Regions from separate parts of the Mus musculus genome. Here region 1 is linked to region 2. Evidence: chromatin loops called from intact Hi-C (ENCODE). Cell type or tissue: heart. All regions are shown on one strand. Each heading gives the region's core, and the rest is flanking DNA. Links, peaks and the distances in the headings are about the cores only.

What was found. Peaks named below come from ENCODE experiments on the same cell type or tissue, not always from the same donor. Only the 100,000 strongest peaks of a DNase experiment are listed, where the experiment ranks them.
Region 1: a loop joins it to region 2, with 3 times the contacts of the local background. A loop is called at or near these places in 7 of 42 quality-filtered maps.

The regions. Positions count from the first base shown.
Region 1 is chr10:80,698,146-80,706,595 of GRCm38, reverse strand. Mob3a (MOB kinase activator 3A) reads left to right here and starts at 4,776. Exons shown (of 4, transcript NM_172457.2): 1 at 4,776-4,799. Izumo4 (IZUMO family member 4) reads right to left here and starts at 3,903. Exons shown (of 10, transcript NM_027829.3): 1 at 3,637-3,903; 2 at 3,467-3,547; 3 at 3,316-3,387; 4 at 2,840-2,866; 5 at 2,668-2,743; 6 at 2,510-2,557; 7 at 2,402-2,416; 8 at 2,161-2,178; 9 at 1,883-1,897; 10 at 1,214-1,532. The coding sequence starts at 3,880. The coding sequence ends at 1,445. In heart, for the core only: CTCF peaks have their summits at 3,835 and 4,617; DNase peaks (open chromatin) are centred at 1,331, 2,735, 3,975, 4,485 and 3 weaker places; H3K4me3 peaks cover 4,283 bases; H3K27ac peaks cover 4,903 bases.
Region 2 is chr10:80,430,572-80,439,001 of GRCm38, reverse strand. Tcf3 (transcription factor 3) reads left to right here and starts at 5,367. Exons shown (of 19, transcript NM_001164149.2): 1 at 5,367-5,682; 2 at 7,934-8,065. The coding sequence starts at 7,991. In heart, for the core only: a CTCF peak has its summit at 4,603 (motif pointing left); DNase peaks (open chromatin) are centred at 4,921, 5,251, 5,641, 7,181 and 3 weaker places; H3K4me3 peaks cover 4,027 bases; H3K27ac peaks cover 5,220 bases; H3K27me3 peaks cover 975 bases.

The sequences.
Region 1 (8,450 bases), core at 283-8,282, 270 kb before region 2:
CTGTACCTTGTGCCAGGAGAATGCTCTGGGTTCCCTGGAACTACAGCTCCAGGTAGTTGTGAGCCACCCTATATTGGAAAACCTGGGGTCCTCTGCAAGAGTCTTAACCACAGAGCTACCTTTCCACTCCGCAGCATTCTAACTGCTCCTGTGGCTGTGAGGGGGGAGAGCAGGAACTTGAGTTGAAAAAGGCCCTTGCTCCATCTCGGCAGCTCACTGCCACTTCGTTGATGGGGAAAAAGGAAGACTCCTTTTCAAATAAACTCAACTGCAACTGAAGTCCCCAAATGCTGCTGTGCCCAAGGCCTCATCCAGTGCCCCATCTGAGACCATGCAGCACTCTCTCACTGCTTCAAGCATCCTGCCAGCCCTAGCCAGGACCCACAGAGGTAGTCTTCAGCAGCAGCGGTAGCTACAGTGTACCCATTGCTGTGGTTGATGACTGGCCACAGAGTGCAGCTGGAGTTCCCAACACAACACCTAGTGTCCCTATTCATCCTGTTCAGACTGCTCTTCCAGTCCATTGGAGGAAGGAGGGACTCTAGATGCTGCCATGTGTAGTCCTTGTTAAAAACAAAACTAACTTGCTGCCTGTCCCATGAGCAAGAACTGTAGGAATGTGCCTGGAAATGCTTCTGCCTGGGGCCAGGGGACATGGTGACAAGGAAACCAAGGTGACAAGGACACCAAAACAAAAAGGAACCCCTGGGTCTCCTGCATCAACTTCTCCCAGCCAGCCTATCTCTGCTGCTAGGTGCTCTCTGCAGTGTGGTCCAGCTGTGTCTCTGACCTGGATCACACACTAACCTGCTCCACTTTTACAAAGCCCACTGTATCATCCATCCTGAGGCTGAGAGAATTCAAGGTCAGTCTACAGACAGGTGCAGTGCAGGAAGACCCAGCTAGCACGCCTGTAGAGGCAGGACCGTCAGGAGGCCAAGTCATCTGCTCCATGGCATGCTCCAGGCCATACTGGAGTACTTGGCATCCCACCTCAGCAAGAGCTGAAGCATCCCTTCTGCAACCCTGCCCATAGTTACCCAGGGTCCTTGGACCCCGAGGGAGATGTTGCAGGTACCAGCCAGGTTTTTTGGTCCCTCCCTCTGTGGATAGGAGCGTAGGACCCCTCCACACCTGTACATCATGTTCAGGTGAAATGCATGCCACCAGCTACATTAACGACCTAGCCAGATCTGGCAGTTAAAGAATTGTTCCTCATGAGAAATGTCAGGGCATTTTAATCAAAATATCTCAGAGGGCCCTGCCCTGGGGGGTTCCCCACTATCTTACACAAACCCATCTCCCTGCCCTCCCCTGTCCCGGCCCAGCCTGGGATCCATGGGAGTGGGAGGGGTAACTTGAGGCAGGCAGCAGCTAGCTTCTCCAGAGGCAACAGTGCAGTTGAGTCCTGGCCTCTGCCGAGGCTGGGGGCTGGCAGCCACTGTCAGTGCTGGGTCAGACACTCAGAGACTTTTTCCAAGGTCAGGTTGACCAGATGCTGAGGTTCCAGACACTTTATGTTTTGTGACAGGCTTTGGGGGATGAGGAGGAGGTGCTCTAAGCCCATTGTCTGCACATGCCCTCCTGCCTCCCTTCCTAGGCTGCCTCCCATAGCCCATTAATATAGTCCAAGCTAGCCCCTAAGATTCTCCTGCCTCAGGCTCCTGGAAGGCTGGGATTATAGGAATGCATTGCTACACCTAGTCCCTGCCTGTTCTTAAATCCTAAAGTGTGCCAGTGGGATAGGGACCCTCCCTAGCACCCACAATGACAGGCCTCGATAGGGCATGAGAGGTCTGTGGCAAAGAGGCCACTTGACTTTGGAATTCTGTTTTCCACAGGTCACCTGCTTCTTTGTAGCCTTATTCCCCAGCTCACTCACAAGGCTGGGGTGGTTCTGCACATCCAAGTTGAGGCCGCAGGGAAGAAACACAGCATGGTTCAGGCAGTGCGTTGACCACACAGGCAGGTGTGACTACAGATGGCCAGTGTGCCCTCAGGCACACAGCCCTGCCCAGCATCCCCTCCCGCTCTTACCCACCCTGCCCAGCATCCCCTCCCACTCTTACCCACACACCTCCTCACTCCATCCCTCTCCCCACTCCCCATACCCCGCTCCTCACCTCACTCCTCCCTCTCAAGTGGAAGGCCTGGTCTTACCTCATCTTTTCATCCTGTCTGAAATAGAATGGGGCTCCAGTTAGACCCTCCAGGTCTGCCACCACACCAATTCAGGGAAGAATAGGTTTCATGAAGACCCTTCAGCCAGGATGGCTTGCCCCCTTCCTCCAGCTGAACTTGGAGACCTTTGAAGGGTGTGGGCAAGGTCCTCCTGAGCCTTGGCAAGCTTCAACCCCTCATCATAAGGCACACACAACCTTGGATTCCAGCAGGAACTTACTTGTGCCAGGTGTTTCTACAATGACAGTAGGTTTGGAGTCAGGGGACCAAGTGGCCTCCCTTGGTGTCTCCCTCTCCATGTCCTGGTACCCAATAAGCCCCAGCTCACATGTATTTCAGAAGGCCCTGTACAGCTGACTCCCACTGTGCCGATGACCTGGGGTGGGGGGGGGGAACACAAGACTTGGTGGTGGGGTATCCCCAAGGCCCTGGTCCCCTTCCTTGCCTAGGACCCCAGGGGCAGTGGGATTGCTGCATGAGCCATACTTGCAGTAGTAGCCAAAGCAAATGACGTGGGAGTCCGTGCAGTTGCTGCAGGAGATGGTCTCGTACTGGTAGATACCTGCAATATATGAGAAGCAGCCCCAGACTCCCCTGGGCCCTCCCCAGCCTGGGCCACTGCCACTGTGGCCCTTAGCCTGGACCATGGTTCACTTACCACAGTGACGCTGACAGTCAATGCGGCCTGGGGAGGGGAGGACATAACAGGATAGTGCTTTCTGACAAGGCCCAGAGCTCAACACCTCAGCCCCACTTGTTTTTGTAGCCCAGGATACCCTAGCACAGAGAAGGTAGCCTAGGCTGCCTTGTGATTTGTGGCAATCTTCTTGCCTCGTTCCCTCATTTCTGAGTGCTGGGATTACACGCTTGTGCTACATGAGTTTCATGGATGTAGGAAGGGGTCAGTTGCAGTGAAAGATGGGGATAACCTAAGGGAAGGATGGTTCCATTGTTCCTAGGTGCCACCAGGAGACTAGTTTGACAGAAATAAGGGGGTGATGGGCATGCTAGCAAACATTTATGCAAAAGGGCCTCCTGCAGAGTCACTCCTCCCTGAGCCCTGTTTCCAGTGCCCCTAGCCCTGAAGTGCCAGCGGCCATGATCATCTTCCCCTCTGTGGAGCCCACTGCTCACTCTCTATGATGGCGTTCTGGATGAGGCGCACTTGCTCCCGGAAGATGGCCCGCAGCTCATTGGGGAAATACCCTGATGTGAGAGTCACAGCAGAACGGTCAAGTTCAGGTGCGTAGCAGCTCGCACCGGCCCCACCTGTTTCTCTTTTTACCTGGGAAGTACATCTTCCCCTGGTACAGCTGGTCCATCCTCTGGTACACGGCTTCTGCTACTTGATATAGCTTCTTCCGGGCTAAGGGCAGGAGGAAAAAGCAAGCAAATGAGTGGCCCTGCCCGGTTCCCTGCTGCTCTTCTGACCCTGGAATGGGTTCCGCCGCTCACTGATCTCAGCAGGAATGGCCAGATGGAGCTCCTTCATCGTGTTCTGGATCCAATCGGAGAGCAGCATCCCCGACACAGGAATGTCACCCACCCACCACGACTTGAGGTTCACGTGGTGACGATAGAAGGAGAACTTCTCCGCGAAATTGGGGTCGCACTGCAGGCAGCCCCGGGCCAGCGCCGCTGTCATGCCCAGAAACAACAGCAGGGCCATGGCCTGGCCCAGCCTGCCTTGCCCAAACATCGGCGCCGCCAGCGCCGCACCCTCCAGCCGCGCACCAACCAACGGTGCCTCCCGCGCCACGCCCTGCCACGCCGCACCAACCAACAGCTCGCGCTGTGGACCCTGGCCGCGCCATCCCCTGCCCGGGCCTGATCATGCTTCCAACTCTGGTCCCGCCCCGCTTAGACATGTCCCGCCCACCGGGCCTGATGGCGCAAGCCTTTAATCCCAGCACTTGGGAGGCAGAGGCAGGCGAATTTCTGAGTTCGAGGCCAACCTGGTCTACAAAGTGAGTTCCAGGACAGCCAGGACTACACAGAGAAACCCTGTCTCGAAAAAAAAAAAAAAGACAGCGCCTGCCCACGGATGGCTCCGCCCCTACCTGGCCAGGCCCCGATTAGACTCCTGTCCCAGGCCTGGTTCCGCCTACAGGCCTGGTACCGCCCACGGATGGCTCCACCCCTTTCTAGCCTGTCACCACACCCACCCCACCGCCATCCGGACTTCTGTCCCAGGGCTGGCTCTACTGGATCTCCCCAGGAGAGTGTAACTGAATCTCTCCAGTTACAATTGGCAACTGGTAATGCCAGTCTGTCCCCAGGCTCCACCCCATCCACAGCGCCTTACGCATGCGCTTTGGGCTGGCGCCAGTTCCCGAGCCAGCGAGGGAGGGCTCGTCCCGCCCCTCATCCGCTCCACTACAGCCAATTAGCAGCGCCCGTCCTGGTCTCCAGGGGCGCGGAGTGCCGCCTGCCTTTCACACCGTGATCCTCCGAACTCGGGCGCCACACCTCCATCCGGGCTGCTTCCCTTTAAGGGAAGTAAATCCGGCTGGCGGGCGCGGCCTGGGCGGGGCGTGCGGCGTGTCCCTCCGCGGGCGTGTCCCTCTGCGGGCGCGGCCGGAGACTGGGCGAAGCGAGAGACGGTTCCGGACAGCCAGGTGGGTCCTCCGAGGGCCAAGGCGGGCGGCGGGCAGCGGGACTTCATCCCTCAGGGTGACAGTGTCCAGCGACCGGCCCAGAGTGGGCGCTGGGGACCTGGATCTGTCAAAAGGAGGGAGAAAGGAAGCGTCATGGATCAAAAGCGTGTTTAATATTTGAGGTCCTAGATAGCACAGGCTAGCCTCCAGCGGCTGGATAGGATCCTCCTTCCCATCTCCGCTGACTCATTTGTTTGAAATGATCACGTTTCTGTTAAACTTCATTGAAGGTCTGGGCTCTTGCTCTGGAGTGAAGCATTTGCCTTGTGTGTAGAAAGCCCTGGGTTCTATCCCTACTTCTGCCTCTTCAGCACTCCTCGGCCTCCCCTAAATAAGCCATTGAAAGGCTGGATGGAGAGACTCAAAAACAGATCACAGAAAGTTAACTTTGGCCGCAGTTTCTTTTTCTTTTTTCTTTTCTTTTCTTTTCTTTTCTTTAATTCTTTCCTTTTATATTTAGCCCAGGCTATCCTGGAACTCAGCGAGATCACCCTGCCTGTGCCTCCTGAACGCTGAGATTAAAGGTCTGCGCCAATAACTTTGCCTTTTCTCTTCCCTCCTGCCTCCACCCCTTCCCTAGGCTCCATAGAATAAAGTGCCTACAGTCAAGTAGAGGTTGGCATAGTGTTAAGGCAGGGCAATTATTATTCCAGAGCTCCACGTGTATCCTTGTAACTTTGGTTTCTGATTTGCTACCGTTATGCAGAGTTGGGAGCTCAGGAACTAGGGGTGGGAGTGTCAGGGGACAGTTAGGTAGGACTCTCAGGTCAGCCAGCTCTTCCTTCAGCATGGAGGAAGTGGTTACTAGCTCTGTAAGTGATGGGGCTTCAGAGAGGTGCTAGCTGGAGGCAGCAGGATGCAAAAGAGACCACAGACTTAACCATTGACAAAGGCAGAAGCAGATAACCTGAGAACTTCCGAAAACCAGGTTTTAACCGCCCCTGTCCTGGGCTTGTTTTTAGAACTCAGTGAACAGCAGAGGTGACAAGGCTAGAGAGTTCCACCCCTGGGGCTTCTTGATGTCTGTCCTTTCTCCATCTTGATCCATTCCAGTGCCATTTAAGTTCAAGGGCAGCCTGGGACACTTAGTGAAATCTCACCTCAAAAAGAGCAAAAGGGGGCTAGTGCTCTTCCTGAGGTCCTGAATTCAATTCCCAGCAACCACATGGTGGCTCACAACCATCTGTAATGGGATCTGATGCCCTCTTCTGGTGTGTATAAAGACAGCAACAGTGTACTCACATATATAAAATAAATCTTAAAAAAAAAGAGCAACAGGGCTGGGGGTGTAATCAGGGTGGAGCCCCGCCTAGAATTCCCCCAGTGAGGGCTCAGGAGCAGAACATTAACTTAGGGTGTGTATGAGCCTGGGTTCCTCCCCAGTATTGGAGGAGGGGGGTGATAAGCCCTACCCCAAAGTAGAATTAATTTCAATGTTAGGGCGGAGTGAACGTGATAGAAACATATGTTTGAATTGAAATTTATCTGTCTGGGATCAGAGATGTGGACTGAGCAGAGCCCCCCATCCCCGACCTTAGTGTCACCCTGAGACCAGGACGACACTGCAGGGCACTGTGTGAATGGCATGCCTCTTACCTAGGAGAAATGTAGTTTTTATTGTGTGTGTATGTGTGCCACTTGCCTACAGGAGCCTCTTCTGAGGGTGTCACGTGCGGTTGTGAGCTGCCATGTGAGTGCAGGGACCTGAATCCCAGACCTCTGCAAGAACAGCCGAGCACTCTTACGCACAGAGCTATGGCTCCAGCGGTGTACACATCCCAGCTGGCTTGTCACTCCCTCGGTAGCCCAGGACCGTGTCAAGTTCTCCTGATTCAGCCCCCCCAAGAACTAGAACTGCAGGAATGGATATATCCAGTTATAATGGCTTTACAATGGGGCAGAACACATCATAAATTAGCAAAAATATGAATATTGTTGTACATTTCATCTCTCTTTTTTTTTCTTTTATGAGGCTACCAGAAAATTTAAAACTGTATTTGGCGCTCATAGAGATCTAGAGGCTTCCAAGACATTTATCCCATCACTCAAAGGTGTGGTGACTTCCTGCTTTTAGGGATAGGGGTTGAGACAAGGGCTCTCTATGTGGTTCTATGTATATCCTGGAGCTGGAGCTTGCTGTGTGGATCAGGCTGGCCTCAAGCTTATAGAAATCTGTCTGCCTCTACCTCCCCAGTACTGGAATCAAAAGTGTGCACCACTGCCCAGCTATCGATGTTTGCATTACGACTACCACTACTGTTTTTTTTTTTTAAAGATTTTTATTTATTTCTTACATGTAAGTACACTGTAGCTGTCTTCAGACACACCAGAAGAGGGCATCAGACCCCATTACAGGTGGTTGTGAGCCACCATGTGGTTGCTGGGATTTGAACTCAGGACCTCTGGCAGAGCAGTCAGTGCTCTTACCCACTGAGCCATCTCTCCAGCCCCACTACTACTTACTACTACTATATTTGTTTAGCGTGCATGTGCAAGCTACAGCAGGCAACCTTACGGAGGTTGGTGGACTCCTTGACAGGAGCCAGCTCTTCCTTCCATGCTGTGGTCCCTTGGGGGTCCCCTGATGTTCCTTATGTTTTAATTCTTCCTATGTGCCTGTGGGGTGAGTGCTGAGACCGTGTCATGATGTATTTGTTTTTATTTTATGAGTTGCCTGCATGTATGTGTATGGCTGGTGCAGCGACCACCAGATCCCCAGAGGACTGCAGTTCCAGAGGCTTGTGACCCCAAACCCCAGGCCTTGCTGGAGCGCCCTATGCTCATGCGCTGCTCTCGCCACCCCCCAGCACTAGTTTTTTCTTAAGTGTGATGCAAGAGATTTTTCATTTTGGTTAGTGGTATTTGTCCTTTTGGGGGAGGGACCAAAGGGCCACCAAGGAAGCCGTCCCCAACTAGGCTGCTTCTGCTTCACTGTGCAGGCAAGGTGCAGGGCCCATTCTCCCACGTGCGTGCTGCAGCCAGTTCTCATGCAGAACTAGTTAGTGACCCTGTTCTCTCCCACCCACTGCTTCCCTTTCCACTTCAGGTGGCAAGGGGCGGCATCACCCACAGCCGCACTAGCTCATGGCAGTGGGGCCAGGGCCAGCTCTCCAGAGCTCATGACCCTCTGGGTCGCTTTCCTGACTGCCACTGGTGGTGAGGGGGGAGGTGGGGTATCACCTGTGTACCTGGGGTACCTCCCAGCAGATGGGTGGCAGGGTTGGCTCTCCTACACTCACACCCTTGGGGCTGGCTCACCCACACCCCTACCACCAGGGCCAGCTCCACTGGGCTAAGCTCAGGGCCCACTCTACCAAAGCTCTACCGAATACTGTCTCCGATGAGAGATGGGGCCAGGTATAGATGGCCCCTGGACATCCACGTGGTCCCCAGCAGCTCATCCCCACAGACTCTAGAGGGAATATGAGCCGTGGACATTGACACCGACCCCTGCCACTGTATAACTACAGATTCAGATGTGGCCCTTGGGCTAGGACCTCACTCTAGCCCCAGGTGGCAGAGCTGGCCCCTCACAGTGGCTCTTCACGGCTCTCCACCTCCATCTCTAAGTTAATCTCCACAGTGCTCACACTGCTCCGCTTCTGTTCCCCC
Region 2 (8,430 bases), core at 431-8,430:
ATAATCTGTTGACGGGGAACAGCCTAGGAAAAAGTCGACAGGCAAGGCTGGATGATGGGAGCGTCCCAGGGCACAGAGGAGCGAGAAGGACTGACAATGAGGGCACTTGACTGCCTCTTGGGGTTCGTAGTTGAACTGAACTGGGGCACTGCAGAAGGCTGGGAGGGACATCAGGGGACATCAGTCTTTCGGTCAGTAGGTGTGATCAGGGTGGGAGACGTCAGTCCTTTGGTCAGTTGATGTGATCAGGGGTGGCCTGCTCTCGCCAGCAGTTTTCAGGTCCTAAGGGAGCCCCAGCTCTGAGTCTTCACCGTGAGTTAGGCTCCCATGCTATGGATTTGGGAGATGTCTGTGTCCATTTATCTCTCGTGGTCCTAGGAACTCTCTTGGACTCTTCTATGTCAGGTCTATCCAATGGGGTCCTTGTCCGTCACTCTTTACCCCCAACAATTCCCACAGTCATGTTCCCCTGACATTAGGTCCCTTGTGCCTCTGTGTCTCTGCCATCTTTGAGTAAACCCCACAAGTCCTCAGCATAAGGAGGTGGCCATCAGTGACCGCTGACGGTGAGCCTCAGTTTCCCCTTGTGAATAGCGGGTGGATGGTTTGCTCGGTCCCTCAGGGCAACTCCTGGGAGGAAGGTAGACACCCTGACATTGTCCCGAAGCAGCAGGGAATAGCTTCACCCTTGCCACTGCAGGCAGAGGTCAGCCAGATGCCCTGTGGGCTGGTGTGTGGGTAGAAACCAGGCTGGGCTCCTTGTTCCCTGTAGTGCCTCCCCCTGGGGTCACCAGGCCAGCCAGTGCCCGTGGGGGCTGACAGGGAGGTGGCCTGTGTTTGTACACGTTGTCCCGGAATGTGACCAAGCAGGCTCCCCCCACCTCCAGGGCCTGAGGAAGGGCCTGAGCACCTGGAGGTAGCCAGGAGGGAGGCAGTCAGGAGGGAGGCCACTGCCTTCCTGGGCAGGTGACACTGCCCTGGGGTGCAGCAAAGGGGGGTGGGACCTATGGTGGGATCTTCTTTAAATCTGCCCCAATCAATGAGCTGGGCTCAAGTTCAAACTGAGGTCTCTCTTGGGGTTGGGGTTCATCCTGAGGCGGAGCTGGGTCAGAGGTCAGGGCTGCAGAGAGCAATTAGAGCACACACAGCTTTTCTTTCAGAGGATGTGAGTTCAAGTCCCAGTGCCCACATACTGACTCACCGCCATCTATATAACTTCAGTTCCAGGGCATCTGATGTTCTGATGTCTTCTTTAGCTTCTGAGGACTCTTACAAGCACTTGTGTACATACAAACACACACACACACACACACACACACACACACACACACACACACAAATAAGCCTGTGAGAGAGAGAGAGAGAGAGAATGGATGCCAGGTGGTGGTGGCATATGCCTTTAGTCTCAGCACCTCTGGAGGCAGAGGCAGGCAAATCTCTGAGTTTGAGGCCAGCCTGGTCTATAGAGTAAGTCCTAGAACAGCCAAGGCTACACAGAGAAACCCTGTCTTGGGGAAAGAAAGAAAGAAAGAAAGAAAGAAAGAAAGAAAGAAAGAAAGAAAGAAGAAGAAGAGGAGGAGGAAGAGGAAGAGGAGGAGGAGGAGAAGAAGAAGAGGAAGAAGAAGAGGAAGAGGAAGAGGAAGAAGAAGAAGAAGAAGAAGAAGAAGAAGAAGAAGAAGAAGAAGAAGAAGAAGAAGAAGAAGAAGAAGAAGAATGGGACTCAGGGCTGGGACTCAGTGCACAGAGCTAGGACGCCCAAAGCTCTGGGTCCCATTCCCAGCACCACATATGTCACTCGTGGGAGTGCATAACATCTGTTATCTTAGCTTCCTGAAAGTGAGGTGGGAAGTTCAGAAGTTCCAAGTCATTCTTCGCTACTTAGTGAATTCAACGCCAGTCTGTGCTACATGAGATTCTTTATAAAACAAAAGGAAAAAAAAGGAGAGAAAACCCAAAAAACTCTGAGATTTGACTTGGTGCAAGGCTTGTCCTATGTTGGGGATCGGCTTTAATAATGGCTACTCCGCGTGTTCATCCACCTTTCTCCCAGCCCTCTTAGCCAAGGACACAAATCCCAAGCTCGAAATCCCTGCTCCCCATTTCCTCTTCGTCCAGAGCCTCAAGGCAACCAACTCACACAGGGTCTCCTGCTCCCACCTAGCACTGAAGGCAGCTCCGACTACCCCACGATGAGCTTTCAGCCATTTGTTAAATCCACTTCGTTCCTCACCTGCTCTTGGCTCACGAGACCCCCCCATCCCACCCCCACCGCGGGACAAGTCCAAGGTGGAAAAGCCCAATGCCAAACCATCTTTCACCGCCTACACTAAGAGATGGGGCTGAAATCCTCAGAACGAACTGCTGGAGTTTGCCGGGACCTAAGACCTTTGTACTTCACTATGTCTGTTGCTCAACACCTACTTCTGGTGATGGAGCCCAGGTCCAAGCCCATAAAAGTCCTCAACCCCTCACTAGGGATTCTAGGCGGGGCTCCACCTCTGACCACGCCTCCAGCCCCCTCACTGGGGGATTCTAGGTGAGGCTCCGCCTCTGACCACGCCCCCAGCCCCCTCACTGGGGGATTCTAGGCAGGGTGCCACGCATGAGGTATCTCCCTGCCTTCCTTTTAGCTTTTCTGACAGTAAGTTTTCCAGGGCGCCCTGAACTTGCAATCCTTCTACCTCAGTTTCCCCAGTAGTGGCAATGATGGACGTGTGGAGGCCCAGCTTTCCATCCTTCTATGTCTGCCCGCCTTTCTGTGGGAATTCATCCTTGGTCCTGTTGCTTTATACTCCTGCAAAAGTGGCTATAGGTTCCAGGTTGTGAGCACAATCCCAATGGCTGAGAGACAGGTTCTGTGGCCGGTGGACGGGTTCCCCCAGCACCCACAGCAGAACAAAAGGCACAGTCAGGAGGGCGGGGGTGGGCAGGCCGTGGGCCGCTCCAAAGGGGCCCTGGCTCCAGCCCCTGGCAGCTTGTCCTCATGCCAGGGCACACCCAAGCCTCAGGGCTGGGCAGAGGTGACAGCAGAGAGAGGACTCCCCACTGTTGGCTGTTCCACCCGGTGACTCAGCCCCAAGATGGGCCTCCTGGGGGAAAACAATGGTGGTTTGTGAGTGCCTAGAGAGCCTCCCTGCAGGTGTGTGGCTCCGGTGTGGGAGTGAGGTGAATGGGGGAGCCCTCAGAACCTCAGTCTCTTTCTCTGTACAATGGACTCACTTTTTGGAAAATACCTGACAGCTCCTGGTTGGAAAGAGTACATTCAGGACAGATGAAGGAGGGGGCTCTCTGGTGAGCCTTCTCGCTTTGGATGACAAGCCTAGAGGTGCTGCAACCACCAGGTTGCCACCAAACGTTGCCCAGTGAACTACATGCTGCATCCCCACATGGTGGGCAAACACTCAACTCTATGGGTCCAGGGTTGGGCCACAGGAAAGACCTAGGTTTCAAGGACAGAGATTCAATCCGGATACCCAAGTCCTTCAACAGGATCATAGAAGGACTGACCAGGCAGAGACTTGTGGAGTGACACCCGTGTGCCCATGACTGCGCCCTCTCATTTTCCTTATAGGTAAACTGAGTCTCAGATTGTACCAAGAACCTGCCCAAAGGCTCTGAGATATGGGGGAAGCAAAAAGGACCGGAAGTAGGGACCAGTTCCAAGGATAAAGGACTGGAGCGGTAGCTGGGGTGGTAGATCGCTTAGTTAGGATATATGAAGCACTACATTTCTTCCCACCACCACATAACCAGGTGTGGTAGCTACCATCTTAGTACTAGCTGGGAGGTAGGGGATACCAACAGGAGTTCAGGGTCAACCTTGGCTACATAGGAAGTTGGAGGCCAGCCTGGGCTACATGAGACCTTTTCTCAATTCTCTACCCCTGCCAACTCCAAAAAGTCAGAACCTAGAGGTGCGATTCACACCAGGCCCTTCCTGTGTGATGCTGGGGGCATGTCCTTGATCTCTGACTGAAGGTGAGGGAGAGGGAGCAGGCAGCTACACTAGGGATCCTCTTTGCTGCCTGACCTGGACACCCACTGTGCCATGCACCTTTCTGCTGTGTTCATTGGGCTGTGAGCCCCAGTGAGCTGTGAAGACTGAGCAGAAGCTAGGCGCGAGGGACATATTGTCTCTACAACCCTCAGGGAGAGGCAGGGTCTCACTGGACAGCCTTAGCTGGCTGGCTTGCAACTTGCTTTATATAACCGGCTAGCCTCAAACTCAAACAAAGAGCTCCTCCTGCCTCCCAAGAGCTGGGATTAAAGGCATGGGCCACCACACCTGGCCTCATTATGTGTTTTTCTTTTTTAAATTTATTTTATCATATATTATATCCCAATCTCAGTTTACCCTCTCTCCTCTCAGTACCCCTCCCGCCCTCGTTGTTTCGTTGTTCTTTCTTTCTTTCTTTCTTTCTTTCTTTCTTTCTTTCTTTCTTTCTTTCTTTCGAGACAGTGATTCTTGGATAGCCTTGGCTATCCTGGAACTCACTCTGTAGACCAGGATGGCCTTGAACTCACAGAGATCTGCTTGCCTCTGTCTCCCCAGTGCTGGGATTAAAGTGCCGCCACCTCCTGGCATTTTTTATTATATGCACCACGAAACACCTATTTTCAAAAGACGGAAAAGTTGACCAATGTGGAGGTCCTTCAGCAAGAGAGAGAATGATCCATCGTTTCCTAGCCTCTCATTAAGGATCTGATATCCCATCCCGACTTTGATATACCCGCTCGAACACATAACACCCAGAGCCCATCCTAGAAACTCAAATAGAACCCACTTGACGTGGCGGCGCCGGCGGGCATAAGAACCCGAAAATAAAATCTCAAACCCCGCCCTTCCACCGCCTTCCCGTTGAGTTTCTCGCGGCCTCTTGCTCTGAGAATCCCGCCTCTGCTGTAGGGCGGGAACGCAGATGATACTTCGCAATAAATGGTTTGAGTTCTGCCAATCTAACCTCTCCACCTTCCCATTGGTTATTTGTAGCGGTCCTTATCTTTCAATCTAATGGTCCTTCCCGCTTGCGTCAAGGACGCTTCGCTCAGTGCGTGTATACCGCCGCGTAGGAAGATAGTTCCTAAGTCTTTCCCTCGGTTTGATAGAGACTATCTCTGCCGGAAGTACTTTAGTATTAGATACGGGTTGATTCTTGGTGTCATGGTAATCTTTGTGGGTGTTCTGGCAGTGACTGTTGTGAGGTGGTGTATGTTACTATCGCCTCAAGAGGTAGTGGAGGGATCTGTGTATCCGGTCGGGGCGCGGCTGCAGCGACTTAGGGGAGGTGGCTTTTGGCGACAGTGGGCGTGGTCACTTGGGGGCGTGGCTTCCGCGGGCGGCGCGGGGCGGGGTGGGGGGGCGGAACATGTCTCCCGCCGCAGGAAGATGAGGCAGCGCCGGCGGCTGCGGGCGTAGCGGGCCACCGCGGGCCACCGCCGCGCGCCGCCGCCTCTGCTACAGTCCCTTCCCGCGGGGCCTGCTCTGAGAGAAGCTCGAGAGAGACCAGGCGACGCGAACGCGAGTGGGGAGGAGGAAGGACGCGCGACCCCGAGCCCTGCGCGCTCCCGCCGCCCACGCGCGACCCTCGGGGACGCGCCCGCCACCCTTTTGTCCCCGGGGTCCCCGAGGGCGGTGGGCAGCAGGGAGCCCCGGTGCACCCGGTGCATGCCCCCGCCCAGCAGGTGAGCGCACGCGGAGGGGCCCCGGACGCGCGCGTGGGGCTCACGGGGACGCGCGCACGGTGGGGACCCCCCCCCTCTGCTTAGTGCATGAGAAAAAAAAAGTTGCCTCTGGGTCTCTCTCGGGTCCGCGGGGAGGCTAGGGCTGGGGTGAGCCCCCGGGGGAGTGTGCACGCGTCCCCCTTGCACAGGGCCCCGGGCCCGGCGGCGCATTGTTCTCTGTCTTCAACTTTGCGCGCCTGGAGAGGGGGGCGACGTGGAGGGGACGCGCGCACTTGAGAGCAAACTTTGCCCAGGCCTCTTTTGTGACGGTTCTCTGTGGACGGTCACCCAACTTCATCAGATAGGAATTCTCCAACTCGTGGGGATCTTAGGGGAGGTGTTCCCTTTCCATCTGCCCTTAGAGAGGGGGTCCTCCTGATCGGAGCTGGAGTTTGGAGGGAAGAGAGAGGGCCACCTCCTCATTCCATTAGCTAGTGGTTCCACAACTCGTGGTTATCTTAGGGGAGGTGTCCCCTTATCACCCACCTTCACCTCTTCACTTGAGGTGTCCCCTTGATCCTAGTGGAGTTTGGAAGGCTGAGGATTATATCGCACTCCACAATTTAGAGTTCCTAATTCTTGGGGATTTTGTGGGAGGTGTCCCTTTCCAACCCACCCCCACCCAGGGAAGTCTCCAAATCTCCATCCAAACTGGAATTTGGAAGGAAGAGTGAACCCAATATCTTCACCTCGTTAACTTGGGGTTCCCCAACTCCTGGAGATCTTGGAAGACCCCCCCTGCCACTTAAGGATGCCCCCCCCCCGATTTAAACTGGAGTTTGGAGGAAAGAGAGCAAGTCCTTTTGTCTGCTACAAGAAAGGGATCTCTGGGTACAGAGAAGGAGGGGAGACACAGGGACCCCGAGATGGGAACATCTGCTCTGTGTTAATGTGGGGCGCGGCACAGCTCAGGGTTTGGGACACGATGGTGGCCTCTGCGAGCCTCAGAACTTCCAACCTTCCTCCTCCCGCAGTGGCTGCTGGAATGGGGGAGGGAGGAGAAGGGGGGGGTCATCCCCAATTCTGCTTCCCTACCCCCAATCCAAGATGACCCAGGTTGTCCCATTCCTCCCCTCCCAAGAGTGTTTGTGGCACCCGCCCCCACTGGAGCAGTGTTTCACCTCTCCTGGGGTTACCCAGAAAAATCGGTTTCAAATACCCCACAAAAAAAGTGTGGTTTCGTACAACTTAGAAGAAGAAGAAAAGAGTCAGTTTCACACATCCTCCAAAAAGGATGAAAAAAAAAAAAGACAAAAAGCAGTGGGGGCGGGGTGCCCGAGGTGCCTGTTTCACACCCTGTGTGAGTTGACAAACAAAAGAGTTGGGGTTCCTGAGCTTCTGGACGTGGGTCTTCCCTCAACCCCAGAATCGCCTTCCCCAGCCTGTGGCTTCCGGATCCCTGCTGCCCTAGCTCCTTTCTGGGGAACACTGGAAAAAAAAGTTAATGGTTTAACTGCGTGCTGGCCCCTCAGTCTTTCCTGGGGTGGGTGGATTGGGCCTGGCAGGTGGAACCCCTCCCCCACTGGTGGAGCAGAGCCCCTGGGACCTGAGGGGAATCCCAGGTCTTGGGGACCTCCCCCCCCCCCCCCGGTGATGTTGGTAAAAGGATGTTTTTAAACTTGACTGGGAATAATTCCCGGATATATCCTGACAATAAGAGGCCCACTTGGTTTGAGTGTTTTGTTTTGTTTTAATTTTGTTTTGTTTTTTAGCTTTCTTGAATGAGGTTGGGTTTTGGGGGTGAGAGGGAGAAGTTGTGGGTCCCAGGGATAACACCTCTTCCACCCACTAGAGCCTTGAGGTTCACAGTTTGTTTTGCTTTGGATTTGGGGTGACCAGGGTCTTGGGTATTCTGTGACAGCTGCTGCATGGGAAGGTTCCACCAAGTTTATTTGGAGGAGGCAGAGCCTGGGCCACCCCTTTCTTCCTGGACAGGGCCCATAGACAGTCCCCCCCCCACCCCTTTAAAATGCAATTTGACACTCTGGTGGGCCTCTGGGAATTGGGAGATTTCATATGTGTACCCCTTCTCTCCATTGTTCAAGCTACTCATTTGCTCATGAGAAGGATCTACAGAGGATCCCCCCAGAACCCAGGCTCCTGCCTCTTCCTTCAGGACCCCCATTGACCCCAGGGCCTCACTTCTAATGCCCACTTGTCCACGCTCTCAGTCCCTCTGTTTCTCCCCTTCTGTCCCCTGGTGTCACCACAGGGCTGTCTCTAGATCTGGGGGACGCACCCCAGTTCCAACACCTGCTGTCCTGGGTGGATGATGAACCAGTCTCAGAGAATGGCACCCGTGGGCTCTGACAAGGAACTGAGTGACCTCCTGGACTTCAGCATGGTGAGCTAGCGCCCCCCCCCCCCCCCCGCCCCTCAGTGCCTACCCACCCCACCACTCCTGGCCTGGAAGGTAGGGTTGAAGTGGGAGTGTCTGCCAGTAGGAGTGGAGCCCCCAGCTTGCAAGAGTGGGGGAAATCTCAGAGGAAATGGAGCCCCCTACCGTAGGCCTGGTGACATCCACCAAAGAAGTGCTCCCACCTGGCACCTCACCAGTGAGGAGAAGAACGGAGCCCAGAGAGAGGGAAGGGCTGTTCAGAGCTGTGGTTGTTCCCCAGTGTTCACTGCAGAAGTGCCTGTGGGGGCTGGTGGCCTTGAGTTAGAAAAGTGACCATCGAAGTTACAGGCTGTGAGAATGAAGTCCCAAGC